Regions from separate parts of the Homo sapiens genome. Here region 2 is linked to region 1. The links are chromatin contacts, found by Hi-C or POLR2A ChIA-PET in ENCODE. All regions are on one chromosome and are shown on one strand. The core of a region is the stretch at or near the end of the contact, and the rest is flanking DNA. Distances in the headings are between cores, read along the strand shown.

Region 1 (6,865 bases), core at 2,005-4,504:
GTCCTGGGATATTGTGATAAGAATCAGATTTCTTCCTGTCTTCATCTGGGATGCCACAGAGGCCAGGAAGGGCCAATCTTTCAGTCCACGCTTTTGTCCTTCACATCCCTCTCCTGGGCATGTACACACCCTAAACTCTTTCTTGTACATGTGCACTAAGTGACATGTAATAGTAATAACACAACAATTATAAGGCTAGGCTTGGTGGCTTACACCTGTAGTCCCAGTGCTTTGGGAGGCTGAGATGGGAGGATTGCTTGAGGCCAGGAGTTCAAGGCTGCATTGAGCCATGATTGTGCCATTGCACTCCAGCCTGGGCAATAGAGTGAGGCCCTGTCTCTAAACAACAACAACAAATAACAAAACAATAATAAATACTTGGAAGTATTAATGCACTTACCCGCTCACAGTAACTGTATGAAATAGGCATGATTATTATCTCTGTTTTACAGAAGGAGAAACTGAGGCTATAGAGGTTGGGTAAGTTGGCTCAGGTCCCTCAGCCAGTGAGTGGCTGAAGCCGGACTTGCAGTGGCCCATGGCTTTGACCTCTATGCTGTCCTCCAGAGGACCCTTCCACTGTGTCTTGCACATGGGAAGCATGCTGCTTGATAACAGAACAGCTGACACCCTCACTCCCAAGAAGGGAATGCATCCTTCTATTTCACTGCTTTTTTCATTCATTCTATTTCACTTCTGTTTTCACTTATAGCGTTAGAACCTAACGTGGACTTCTGTAATTGCAAATTCAAAATATTGAATTGTGTGTAATGATTGGCTTTCCCATATTCAGTGCCTATTAATGCACTAAAACACACTTGTTTTTATTTCTTAATACAACAAATGTATATAATTTTAAAAAATCTTTTTCTAGAGTTGCCCATAACTACCTAAGAGGGGAACCATTTGAAGAATACCAAGAAAGCTCATATTTTTCTCAGTTTTTACAATGGAAATGGCTGGAAAGGTATGTACTGATTTTAAACTTGATAAAAGCCAATTGAGGTGGCACATGCCTGTAGTCCCAGCTACTCAGGAGGCTGAGGCTGAAGGATTGCTTAAGCCCAAGACTTCAAGGCTATAGTACGGGATGATCAAGCCTGTGAATAGCCACTGCACTCCAACCTGGGCAATGTAGCAAGACCCCATCTCTAATACAACAGAAAAAAAGAAAAGAGACCTCAATAAAAGAAGTGTTAACTTCTCACAATGCATACTGATTGACGTAGACTTTTCCATCTGTCAAAATACAATTAGAAATTTTGAGTTGTATATGATATTTTTATACAGAAATTTTCATAGGTATTAGTGTTATACCATTTCTTCTAATTTAATAGACTCTGTTCTCTCTTTTTAAAATGGCAGGTATCCCTGTTGGTTCAGTGGCTAGAAAATAAAACTTAGCTTAGATTTTTAGTGCTAGAATAGGATGCAATGGGTGGGACCTGGCAGTTAAACCCTGCTCAGCCTCTTACTGTTTATGTGGCCTCAGGTAAGTGGCTTAGCTTGTATGAGTGGCAGGTCCTTGTTCTATAAATTACAGGTAATTATAGAATCTGCCTCCTTGGACCATTGCTAGGATCACCTGGGAAATGTGTGTACAACGCTTATAGCACAATGTTTGGTGCACAAAATAAGTGCTTAAAAAGTGTTAGCTGTGGGCCGGGCGCAGTGGCTCATGCCGGTAATCCAGCACTTTGGGAGGCCGAGGCGGGTGGATCACCTGAGGTCAGCAGTTCAAGACCAGCCTGGCCAAAATGGTGAAACCCGTCTCTACTAGAACTACAAAACTTAGCCAGGCACGGTGGCATGCACCTGTACTCCCAGCTACTTGGGAGGCTGAGGCAGGAGAAATCGCCTGAACCCAGGAGGTGGAGGTTGCAGTGAGCTGAGGTGGCTCCACTGCACTCCAGCCTGGGCAACACAGCAAGACTCTGTCTCAAAAAAAAAAAAAAAAGTGTTAGCTGCTACTAGTGTTATTATTAGTACTATTATTATTGATTGATTAAATTTCCAGTTCTTGCTTATACATGCTGTTTTTGAGGCGCTGGGTATAAACATCTTTGAGGTTCTTTTTTCAAAGGATGGCACAACGTATATACGTCATCTTCTTCACCTGCTTTCTGACAGGTTGAGAGGGATCTACCCAAGAGTATACCAGGAGTTATGAACATACATATTTCCTAGTGTTGGCTGGTTTCAGACCTATCTTTAGTTAGTGAGGATAATTAGACTGTTCTGCCTTTTGCTTCAGTGTCTTAAATATTAATTAAGATTAATTGGCCGGGTGGTGGCTCACGCCTATAATCCCAGCACTTTGGGAGGCTGAGGCGGGTGAATCATGAGGTCAGGAGTTCGAGACCAGCCTGGTAAACATGGTGAAAACCCGTCTCTACTAAAAATACAAAAAATTAGCTGGGTATAGTGGCAGGCGCCTGTAATCCCAGCTACTCGGGAGGCTGAGGCAGGAAAATTGCCTCAATCCAGGAGGCGGAGGTTGCAGTGAGCCTAGATCGTGCCACTGCACTCCAGCCCTGGCGACAGAGTGAGACTCCATCTCAAAAAAAAAAAAAAAAAAAAAGATGAATTAATTGCTCTTAGAGCAAGTCAAGAGCTATCCTGCTAGAGGGAGCCACAGTCCCTGAGCACAGACACCCTTTGTCCCGGGCATCCCCTTTGAGCAGAATGGTTCAATAAATGAGGCGAAGACAAGCGCTGAGTAAACTTTTCTTTTTTAAAAGAACAATGCAATGTGAGACCTGAAACTTGTTTTTCTCATTGATTAGGCAACCCGTAACAAAGAACACATTTAGACATTACAGAGTTCTAGGAAAAGGCGGATTTGGAGAGGTGAGTAACGGGAGCCAGTTCATAGCAGCGCTGCTAGCTGGGTGGGGAGCAAGGTCCTGAGAACATGGCTTCAGGTAATGCATCAGCTCTCCCAGTACACTGTTGCCTTAGTGGGTGTTTTGGGAATAATCTTTGCCAACTGTGAGAATCCACATGGAATTTTGAGCAAAAGGTTTTTAAGAATCCCTTCTCTTGGTGACTTCACCTTTTACCTCATAGTTCTGAAGAAGCTGGTTTCCATGCTTGATGCCCCAGCTCAGTCACTTTGCCCAGATGGAAAGACGATTCTGTTTCCGCATTGTGGAATTTCCATGATTCTATTTCCATACATTTAAGACTGGTCCCAAATTCACATAGTACAGAGTGAATTAGTAAATATACTTACGTAACCCTACTCTGTTTGGACACGTATGTACCTCATACCTACATCAAAAGGTGTTTGGAAATGTGTCAATTTGGGAAAATCCTAAGGAAATGACTCACAGACTCACGAGGGGTGTTTTTTTTGTTTTGTTTTGTTTTGTTTTGTTTTGAGATGGAGTTTCGCTCTTGTTGCCTAGACTGGAGTGCAATGGCGTGATCTCAGCTCACCACAACCTCCGCCTCCTGAGTTCAAGCGATTCTCCTGCCTCAGCCTCCCGAGTAGCTGGTATTACAGGCATGCGCCACCACACCTAGCTAATTTTCGTATTTTTAGTAGAGAGGGGGTTTCTCCATGTTGGTCAGGGTGGTCTTGAACTCCCGACCTCGGGTGATCCGCCCTCCTCAGCCTCCCAAAGTGCTGGGATTACAGGCGTGAGCCACCGTGCCTGGCCCGGGGTGTTGTTTAAATATGATGGGTCTCCTAGATGGAGACCACTGTAGTTGGTGGATGGAGAACAGCAGCAGTTCTGGTCTGGGGATTTAAAGAGATATTAATTACCTTACTAGTTACCTGGAGTGATCATATGGAGTTCAAGAACTTTTAAGTCCCTAAGAGCCAGGCAAGCCATTGGCAAACTAATACTGTATGTTTAACTCAGGAGCAGGTTACACTGCCCGGGTGTGACTCAGATATTACTGCTCCCATATTACAATTCAAAGGAAAAGCCACTAGCATTGCCTTGAAGTTAATTAGAAAGCTGACCTAGGAGGCAGCACACTGCACCTATATCTGTTATGCACCTGCAGCTTGACATGACAAGAAATTGGCCAACGTAGTTGTTACTTCAGGAGAAGTAACAGTACTGTCCCTCTGGTACAGTTCCAGAGACCATGAAGAATATTTTGCCTAATCCAATCGTATGCTTGCTCTAATCCCTCCATGATAGATATTTCTGTAAGAAATCCACCCTCTGTTTGAATATGTCCTAGAACAGGAAAGTCATTTTCTTACTTGGACTCTTGCTAATCTGCCTTTAATGATCTGCAAATGTAATGACTCAGATTTTGTGAAAGAACAGAGGAAAAATTTCTGGAACATGGGTCATGTGTTTACAAAGGAATGAAAGTCTAATTATAGCCACATGTAAGTTTTTAAAACATGTCAGTCTTAATAGGATATAATAGGGACATGTTAGCAAATTTTAGCTATTGTGAAAGACCTGGTGCTGGGCGCGGTGGCTCACGCCTGTAATCCTAGCACTTCGGGAGGCCAAGGTAGGCAGATCGCTTGAGCCCAGAAGTTCCAGATCAGCCTAGGCAACATGGCAAGACCCCATCTCTATTTAAATATTTAATATAAATAAATACATTAAAAAAGAAGATAAGAAAGACTCAGTATAATTATGATTGTATAGATTACTTTTTAACAGATTTACTTGGGTTCCCAAACAAATGATTGGCTGCACGAATAAAGCATGGCAGTTTCCCACAGACTTGCTCTGGAGGTGTTGTACTCTCAGTCAAGGCCCAGAGGCAGTGAGCAGTCAGCTCACCCCTACTCTGAATGCCTGTCAGAAGGAGCCCTGCTTGCCCTCATGCGGGGACAGCCTCGGTGCCCTTTAATCCAGATTCTAATCGTGCATTTGCTTTTTCCAAGTGCTAGCACTTCCTCCAGTGGGCTTGAGAGAGCAAACCTAGTTGGTTTTATTTTGTCAACAGTAATTCTTTCGCTTATGCTTGAAGTCCTCCGAAATGAATTTGTAGGGTCCTGAGTGAGCACAATGGTAAAGGAATTGAGTAGACATCTCTGCTGTCATGGTTTTAGGCCACAGACTGTAGTGGAAAGAGCACGTACTTCAGACGTGGGCAGACCCGAGGTCAGGGTCCTGTCGTATCACTTCCAGCAGCGTGATCTTGGGCCCGCCATCGTGATCTCATCTCTAGCAGGGAAATAATCGGCCCTGCCCGCCAGGCTGCTGTGAGCCAGCGAGTGTTCACACCCAGCTCTCAGCACAGTGCCTGGCACTCTTGTCTGCTTTCCATTCCCTTTCTCTGATTTGCCCATTCCACTTAGAATAATTTGTTTTAAATTAACGATAAAGAGATATGAAGAGATTTTTATGCCAAGTCTTAATGGTAAGAAAATGATTAAATACATATTGGGATAGTCACATTTTAGGAAAACATTTCACGATAGGAAAATAGTCACACAATAAGATTTTTTAAAAGGAGGTTAGGAAATATTACCTATTTTACAATACGAGACCAGTTTTGCCATGAAAGGCTGGAGTGGTGGGAACAGGGTATGTATTCTTGCATACCCATGTAAGAAGGTGGGCCCAAAATCAAATAGAGCAAAATATTAACAGTCATTATCTTGGAATTACGGGTGAGTTTTTATCACTGTCCTTATTACTTCCAATATTTTCCACAATTAACTTTGTATTTCTTTTACCACCAAAATTATTTTATTGATAGATAAAATTAAATCATGTCTTATGTTTGCTTTTAAAGCAGTCCCCTGTGGGGTGTGCAGTGGATGGGAGTTGGAAGAAACAGCAGCCTAATGTTGATGACACAGAGGCACGGGGACCAGAACCTGAGGCTCATGATACTATTTTTTCCACTTTTGTATGTTGGAAATTTTTCATGACATAAAGTTAAAATAATACATAAATACTACTTTAAGAAGTAATAGAATAAAGATATGAAAATTGTGAATTCTATGAAATATATTTCCTTATACTCTTGACATTTTAAATTAAAAAATCAAGAATCTTTTTAGGCCAGGCGCGGTGGCTCACACCTGTTAATCCTAGCGCTTTGGAAGGCCAAAGTGGGCAGATCACCTGAGGTCAGGAGTTCAAGACCAGCCTGGCCAAAATGGTGAAATCCCGTCTTTACTAAAAATACAAGAAAAATTAGCCAGGCATGGTGGCGGGCACCTGTAATCCCAGCTACTTGGGAGGCTGAGGCAGGAGAATCTTGAGACGGAGTCTCACTCTGTCGCCCAGGCTGGAGTGCAGTGGCGCGATCTCGGCTTACTACAACCTCTGCCTCCCGGGTTTAAGCGATTCTCCTGCCTCAGCCTCTGGAGTAGCTGGGGCTACAGGCACCCGCCACCATGCCTAGTTAATTTTTTTGTTTTTTTATTTTTCGTAGAGACGGGGTGTCGCCATGTTGGCCAGGTTGGTTTCGAGCTCCTGACCTCAGGTGATCTGCCTGCCTTGGCCTCCCAAAGTGCTGGGATTGTAGGCATGAGCCACCATGCCCAGCTGAAAAAGAATCTTTTCAGTTTTACTTTTTAAAACTTTTGCACTTTTACAAAAAGTAAAATACACATATGGGGACATTTAAAAATTAAACATTTACCGTGATCACCTATGCCAACTAGTTCCATTTGTACACTGTCTTAGAGTTGATAGAGTACAGTGCATCACTGAGGGAGGAGCCGACTCACACTGACGAAGCTCACCTTTGAAACGGTCTCGGCTCCTCATGCACTGCTGCTGGTCTCTGCCAGTGAGGGTCTCATCAAGCAAAGAGCTTCCTTTGTGTGGCCTAAGAAATGCCAGGTGGACATAAACCTCCTTTATTTTGCTGTTTAAACTAGGTTTGCGCCTGTCAAGTGCGAGCCACAGGAAAAATGTAT
Region 2 (6,865 bases), core at 1,544-4,043, 98 kb after region 1:
AAATGGTAACTTACTTTATATCTTTATAATTGAAGCCCACTAGACCTTAAAGTAGTTACCAGATGTTTTATGCATTTAAATGGCCTTTTCTCTAAAATTAGAAAGTAACAAGGAAAGAAAATGCTTCGTTTCTATGCAACCCTCTTGGTGACTAGTATGTGACTCTTAATGCAACCCTCATTGCACCCCCTCAGAATGGTGCCCCTCGGAGTTTGCGTGCTGCCCTGTGGAGGTTTGCTGAGCTGGCTCACCTGGTTCGGCCTCAGAAATGCAGGTAAGTTGTACACTCTGGATGTTGGTTTTTGTCGGGGGCCAGCTGCTACTGATCCTTTATGTCTCAGCTCAGATGTCATTTCAAAAGTCTGCTCTGCCCTCTCCAAATTGCAGTCGACCTTGCCCTGTTTATGTTTCCCTCATAGCACTAATCCATGTCAGAAATTGTCACGTACAGTCTATCTGTGTGCTTGTTTATTTTCTATCCCACCCTTCCGCAAGAGACTTATGGGATGTGTGCCCCAGGACAGCAGGGGTCTTACTGTCTTATGCTCTGTTGCAGCCCAGCAGCGATAACAGTGTCTGCACATAGTACTTGCTTAAAAGATACTTGCCAAATTGTTGAAGGTTGAGGTACCAATTTCATTATTGCTGACTATAGGAGTTATAGCAAAATATCCATTTGTCTGTTACATGAGTTAAAAATATGGTTGTTGCACTGTGAATAGTTTGGTTTAGTCAAAACAGTTGTATCTTAACGGATTGAGAAACAAAAGCAGGACCACTTTTCATCAGCTCCCTCCTTCTCCTTAACCAGCAATACATGCTGATGCTGATATCCCATAGACCCTCAGCTCCATCCTGAGTCACTGGGAATGTGGTCTAAACCCTCACTATTAATATGAACTGAGTTTCAATAAGAATCTTATATGGGTCGGGCATAGTGGCTCATACCTTTGATCCCAGCACTTCAGGAGGCCAAGGCAGGTGGATTGCTTGACCCAGACTAGGCAACATGGTGAAACGCCGCCTCTACAAAAAATACAAAACTTAGCCAGGCATGGTGGTGCGTGCCTGTGGTCACAGCCACTCGAGAGGCTGAGGTGGGAGGATCACTTGAGCCTGGGAGGTGGAGGTCGTGTTGAGCCAAGATCGCACCACTGCACTCCAGCCTGGGCAACAGAGTGAGACCTGTCTCAAAAAAACCAAAATCCAGAAAAGAACTTATATGGCTGCAGAGGTATAATCACTAAGGAAATTTCCTTTTGTATAATCTTTTTTCTTTTACTATCATTTAAAAAAATGTGTTATATTTCTGAAGCAACACATCCAGGTTCTGCACATAGCAGCCAAAGTGACCTTAAAGAATATAACTGGGTCTTGTCATTCCCTTATTTAAACTCTTGTACCCATTTCCCAGTGCCGTTTAGATAGAGATTCCAGACTCGTCAATGGCTCTGTCACCTCAGACACCCTGCATTGACTCATTAGTCTGATTAGAGTCAGGTTTTTCTTCCTCCTGATGGTTTTTTTTTCCCCCTTAGTTCTCAGCGGAACAGTCACTTCCTTAGGGAGGTTTCCCCAGCCACCCTCTGAGGCCGTGCTTGTTGCCAGACTCTGCCACTAGAGGGCAGGGCTGCACCACTCCTGGCACCTCGCACCCGGCCTGCCCTGTCACTCTGTGTGTTGGGTGAATTCCTGTGATCTGTGACTCACTGCTCTGTGTCCTACACATTCGGCTTTTCTTCTCTCCCCACAACCCCATTTTATAATTCTCCTTTTTCAGGAAAGCTTTATTCCCATTTAAAAATTTTTGTTTTTAAAATGGTATTTTCTTACACTTATTTTCTAATTAAAAATGAGTGTTTTAAGAAGTATTATGATTTACTGCAAATAATTTTTAAACCCAGCCTTTTAGATCCTCTGTGATCATAAGAGAAATGAAGGATGTCTCCCAACACTTGAGCTTCATCCACATTTCATCCTCCTGTTCTTTCAGCTGAGTTTTCCCCATCCCATTAGGGACTGTTGGAATATAAAACTGGCTTTTCCCTAACAGGGAATGAATTGCTTCTGTTTCTCCTGAAGGAGAGCTGGAAGAATGACTTGCGTTCTTTTGCATACACAGGCCTTACCTGGTGAACCTTCTGCCGTGCCTGACTCGAACAAGCAAGAGACCCGAAGAATCAGTCCAGGAGACCTTGGCTGCAGCTGTTCCCAAAATTATGGCTTCTTTTGGCAATTTTGCAAATGACAATGAAATTAAGGTATGATTGTTGCCTCAGGTCACAAACATGCGAGTGATGCTGTGAGTGAGTCTGTGGAGGGTGAGGGCTTCTGAACAGGGAGTCCTGTGGGAGTGCTTCTTGGGGTATGTTGTATGTCGTAATTTAGACTACCATCATTTGTGTTATTTTTGAGGCACCTAAGGACTTCTTTCCACTTCTCATTTCTTACTGTGGGGTGAAGAGTTGAATTGGGAGATGGTTTCTAGATGCAAATTGAAAAGGCATTTTTCCAGAGCAGATTTGTTTTCGGCGTACTAGAGTGACTCTTTAACCTAGCTGCGGGAAGATGACTGTGCCAAGACTGCAGGTAGGAGAAAGCTCACTGACGAGGCCTTGTGGGTCTGAACGTCCTGCAGCTATCAGAGCCTGTTGGCTTCCTGTTGTGCATTCCAACAAATCATCTTCAAACCCACTTTAGTGTTTTGTTTATAATGTCCAGAAATAGTGACCCTGTCACATGCTCTACAGATTACAGGATTCTTAGCCTCTTCCTTTTTGGTAGGTCAGTCCTGGGTTTGAGCCCAAGTGACCCTCCTGGGAGGTGATGATACACACTGGGTAGAGTGGAATCAGATGGACTTGGATTAGAATTCTGTCCTCTTTACTAGTTATTTTCCTCTAGGCAAACTGCCCAACAGCTCTAAGCTATTTCCTTCGTATTCTGAAAAATAAGCCTTAATGGGACCCATATAGGGCAACTCTGAGAGTAAAATAAAGGAATATGTGTTAGAGTGTAGCATAGTCACCCACGGGAAGGGCTTAGATGTTAGCTGCTACTGCTCTTATTAGCTGAATGATTTGGAATAAACTGTTAGCCTCTCTCATGTTTTTTCTCTTGAGCTTCGAAGTTTTCTTGTTAATACTAAGGAGATATTCAAACTAGTCATGGGGTTTTGGAATGACGAAGGGAGATGATGAATCTAAAGAATTTAGTGTAATATTTCTTCATGCTCAGTAAATGGTAGTTTCTGCTGCTGTTATTTTTATTACCATCTCTTTGGAATGGGAGTAGGTGCTCCTTTGTGGTCAGAGGCTGTGAGAGCTCCACAGCGCCAGTTTGCCCATCTGTACACTGGGGTCTGTTGAAGGCAGTCCCCTCTGTGATATCTCTGGCTGTCAGAGCTCAGATGATAGATGGTATTTTTGTACTCTTAGTTCTCATCATTTTCATGATTTCGATCACCATTTGAGTATGATGATGCTAACACTTTGTTGAACGTAGAATCCGTTAATTACTTCCTTCCTGAACCTTTGGCATTAAAAAAAATCTATTCTGCTACCTCTCTGCTCATTTATGGTTATTCAAATTTATTATCAAGAGCCTGGTACAGTGGCTTGTGCCTATAATTGTAGCTACTTGGGAGGCTGAGGTAGGAGGATTGCTTGAGGCCAGGAGTTTGAGACCAGCCTGGGCAAGATAGTGAGACCCTATCTCTAAAAAAACTGAAAAAAAATTAGCTGGACATGATGGCATGTGCCTGTGGTCCTAGCTACTCAGGAGGCTGAGACAGGAGGCTCGGTTGAGCCCAGGAGTTGGAGTTCGAGGCTACACTGAGCTGTGATTGTGCCACCACACTCCAGCATGGGTGGTAAAACAAGATGCCATTTCTTAAAAAAAAAAAATATATATATATATATTATCAATGAAATTCAGTAGTACCAACAGGATTATAAACAAAGATAGTAGTTCCCTTCCTACTTTTTCTCTTAATCCTTGTGTCTCACAGGCAAACATAACTCTTAGTATTTCTTCCAATATTTACTTTCATGTTTCTTTCTTTCTTTCTTTTTTTTTCTTTGAGATGGAGTTTTGCTCTTGTTGCCAAGGCTGGAGTGCAATGACGCAATCTTGGCTCACCACAACCTCTGTCTCCCGGGTTCAAGCGATTCTCCTGCCTCAGCCTCCTAGTAGCTGGGATTACAGGCATGCATCACCACGCTCGGCTAATTTTGTACTTTTAGTAGAGATGGGGTTTCTCCGGGTTGGTCAGGCTGGTCTCGAACTCCTGACCTCAGGTGATCCTCCCACCTCAGCCTCCCAAAGTGCTGGGATTACAGGCGTGAGCCACTGCGCCCAGCAACTTCCACATTTCTAAATAACATGCTTCTACTGCTATTTTTTTTTTCAATTTTAGACATTTTTTTACTTTCACTATAGTTCTATCAGAATTCAGTGTGTACGTTATTATGCCTAAGTAAATAGTCATGGTTGCTTACGTATTATATTTCTTTGATTGTGTTTCTTATTTGATGAGAAAGCTGTGTTTTTTGCTCTGGGTTGAAACTGGAGAGAGGACCTGGGGAGGAGGAGGAGGACAGATGAAGTTGGTGACTGTACCTTCATGGCCATAGCTGGGTTCTCAGCACCCGGGGATCTGCTGATCACCTACTCATAGGCCAGGCCCCTATCGAAGTTCTAGGTGACCCAGTGCTGGGGACGGGGGGGCCACCTGCAAGGTCTAATCATGGAGGTGGGGGCTACAGTGTTGGCTTGTGCTGGGGCCAGCATCCTTAGGAAGGCATCTTGGAGGTGGAGGAGACAGCCGCCCACTTCTTGATTGGGGCCTTCAGCAGCACCAGCTTCTTGGGCAGGCTGGTGCTGGCTTTCATCACCATGTCGTGTTCAATCTTCTTCCAGATCCTGACTTCTAGGTTCAGCTTTCCTCAGACCCTGGTTCCTTTCAGAGGCCATTGCTGCTGCCTTGCTCTTTGCTGGCTTGTGCCTTGATTATATGTCTTTGTACAACTTTTTGTTTTCCTGGAGTTAATCTTCACATCTGTTTTCTTGGAGTTAATCGTTACCTCTATATCGCTTGCTTATTATTCTTTGGCCTTTTTGTCTTCTCACACCTTCCAACTTCTTTGTAATATGTGTTTAGTACAATTTTTCATGACAGGTAGTTTACTGAATCAGTTTTTCCCCAGTGTGGTCATCCAACTTGAGTTATCCAGCTCTCTGCCCCAGTCTGGGCAGGTTGATCTTCAGGTCTGTAGTACACTTGTATCCTAGGACTTCTCTTTGCCATTAGCCTGGAATTTCCTTTGCAGTTCTCCCGTTGGATGCCCAGTTCCTAGATGCCATATGTTTTTCTATCGTCTAGTAGCTTCCTGAGAGAAGATGAATGGGAGGGAAATTGTATGAGGTTTTGCATTCATAAAAATGCCATTTTTTTTCCTGTACACTTGGCTGGGTATGGTGTTCTGGGGTAGAAATCATTTTCCCTCAGAAATGCAAAGTCTTTGCCCTGTTGTCTTAAAATCTCCAACGTGACCCGATTCCTTAACCTATGAATGTACTTTTCTTTGGAAGCTTTCCATTTTTGGGGAGGTGAAGTGCTAGGTACTTAGTAGGCCTTTTAATTTGGAAACTTACATCCCTTCAGTTCTGGGAAAATTTTCTTAACATTTCTCTGAGAAGTTCTTGCCTTTTATTTTCTGTGTTCTCTCCTGAAATTGGTTAGTTGGATGTTGGTCCTCCTAGATTGACTCACATCTTACCTTTTTCTTTTCTTTTTCTGGTACTTTTTAGATATCCATCTCAAACTCTTCTATTCATTGTTATGTTTTTAACTTCTTTCTTTTCTTTGTCTCTTGATGGGGTCTTGCCCTGTTGCCCAGGTTGTGGTGCAGTGGTGCGATCATAGCTCACTGCAGCCTCAAATTCCTGGGCTCAAGCAGCTGTTCTGCCTCACCCTCCCAAGTAGTTGGGACTACAGGTATGCACCACCACGTCCAGCTATTTTCTTTACTTTTTTTTTTTTTTTTTTGAGATGGAGTCCTACTCTGTCGCCCAGGCTAGAGTGCGGTGGTGGGATTTTGGCTCACTTAAGCCTCTGCCTCCCAGGTTCAAGCAGTTCTCCTGCCTCAGCCTCTCAAGTAGCTGGGATTACAGGTGTGCACCACCATGCCCGGCTAATTTTTGTATTTTTAGTAGAGCCAGAGTTTCACCATGTTGGCCAGGCTGGTCTCGAACGCCTGACCTCAGGTGATCCGCCTGCCTTGGCCTCCGAAAGTGCCGGGATTACAGGCGTGAGCCCATCATTAGATCTTTAAATACCAGTATCTATAAGTCTTTTCCTCTTGAGTCAGCTAGTATCCCTGGAAGGAAATTACTCATTTTCCTGCTTGGAGGCTATAAGCTTGGCTATGTTTATCCTGCAACCGGGGACTGGAAGGGAGGGGACTGACAGTGTTGCTGGTCAGGGTGCCCTCTTACTTTTTGTTTTCTGTGTGCATCTCACGTCTGTCCTCAGCCTATGTAAACACCTCTTGAGATTATCCCTCTCAATCTTTGCCGGAGGTGGGGGAGGGGCTGCTTCCTGGGCTGCCTTGGATTGGAGGGAAGACCTCAGGTGAGTGGGTGGGAATTTGCCCAAGGAGCCATGAGACCAGCCACTATTTCACCCTCTCCATCCCTCCACTTTCAGATGTATGTGGCGCCTCCAAAGCCCGAGCTCTTCTTGGCGTCTGTGGCTTCAATAAGCTTGCTTTTTGCTGGTATCCCTCCTACCCTCCCCTGTCCCCAGCAAAGCTTGCATTTGAACTTCTTCCTACGGGCTAACAAATCAGTCAGTTATGTAGCT

Evidence for each region. Hi-C counts contacts between places; a loop is a spot of excess contacts on that map. ChIA-PET counts read pairs that join two places held with the same protein, here RNA polymerase II (POLR2A). Pooled maps may share reads with other maps.
Region 2: a loop to region 1 is called in a pooled map, with 5 times the contacts of the local background. The contact joins two enhancer-like sites. A Hi-C loop is called at or near these places in 6 of 50 pooled maps. POLR2A ChIA-PET finds 5 or more read pairs at or near these places in 4 of 52 experiments (T-cell, WTC11, activated CD4-positive, alpha-beta T cell and 1 more).

Annotation. Positions count from the first base shown.
Region 1 is chr4:3,006,862-3,013,726 of GRCh38, forward strand. GRK4 (G protein-coupled receptor kinase 4) reads left to right here. Exons shown (of 16, transcript NM_182982.3): 6 at 875-967; 7 at 2,787-2,850; 8 at 6,827-6,865. Among named protein-coding and RNA genes, the nearest start is that of GRK4, 47 kb to the left of the region's middle. RefSeq lists enhancers at 2,572-3,771, 6,857-6,865. Within about 2 kb of position 3,255, at least 3 of the 41 ENCODE cell types and tissues checked have a DNase peak (open chromatin) inside an H3K27ac peak, as active enhancers do.
Region 2 is chr4:3,105,163-3,112,027 of GRCh38, forward strand. It overlaps HTT (huntingtin), which reads left to right. Exons shown (of 67, transcript NM_001388492.1): 5 at 195-274; 6 at 2,123-2,261. Among named protein-coding and RNA genes, the nearest start is that of HTT, 34 kb to the left of the region's middle. Within about 2 kb of position 2,794, at least 8 of the 41 ENCODE cell types and tissues checked have a DNase peak (open chromatin) inside an H3K27ac peak, as active enhancers do.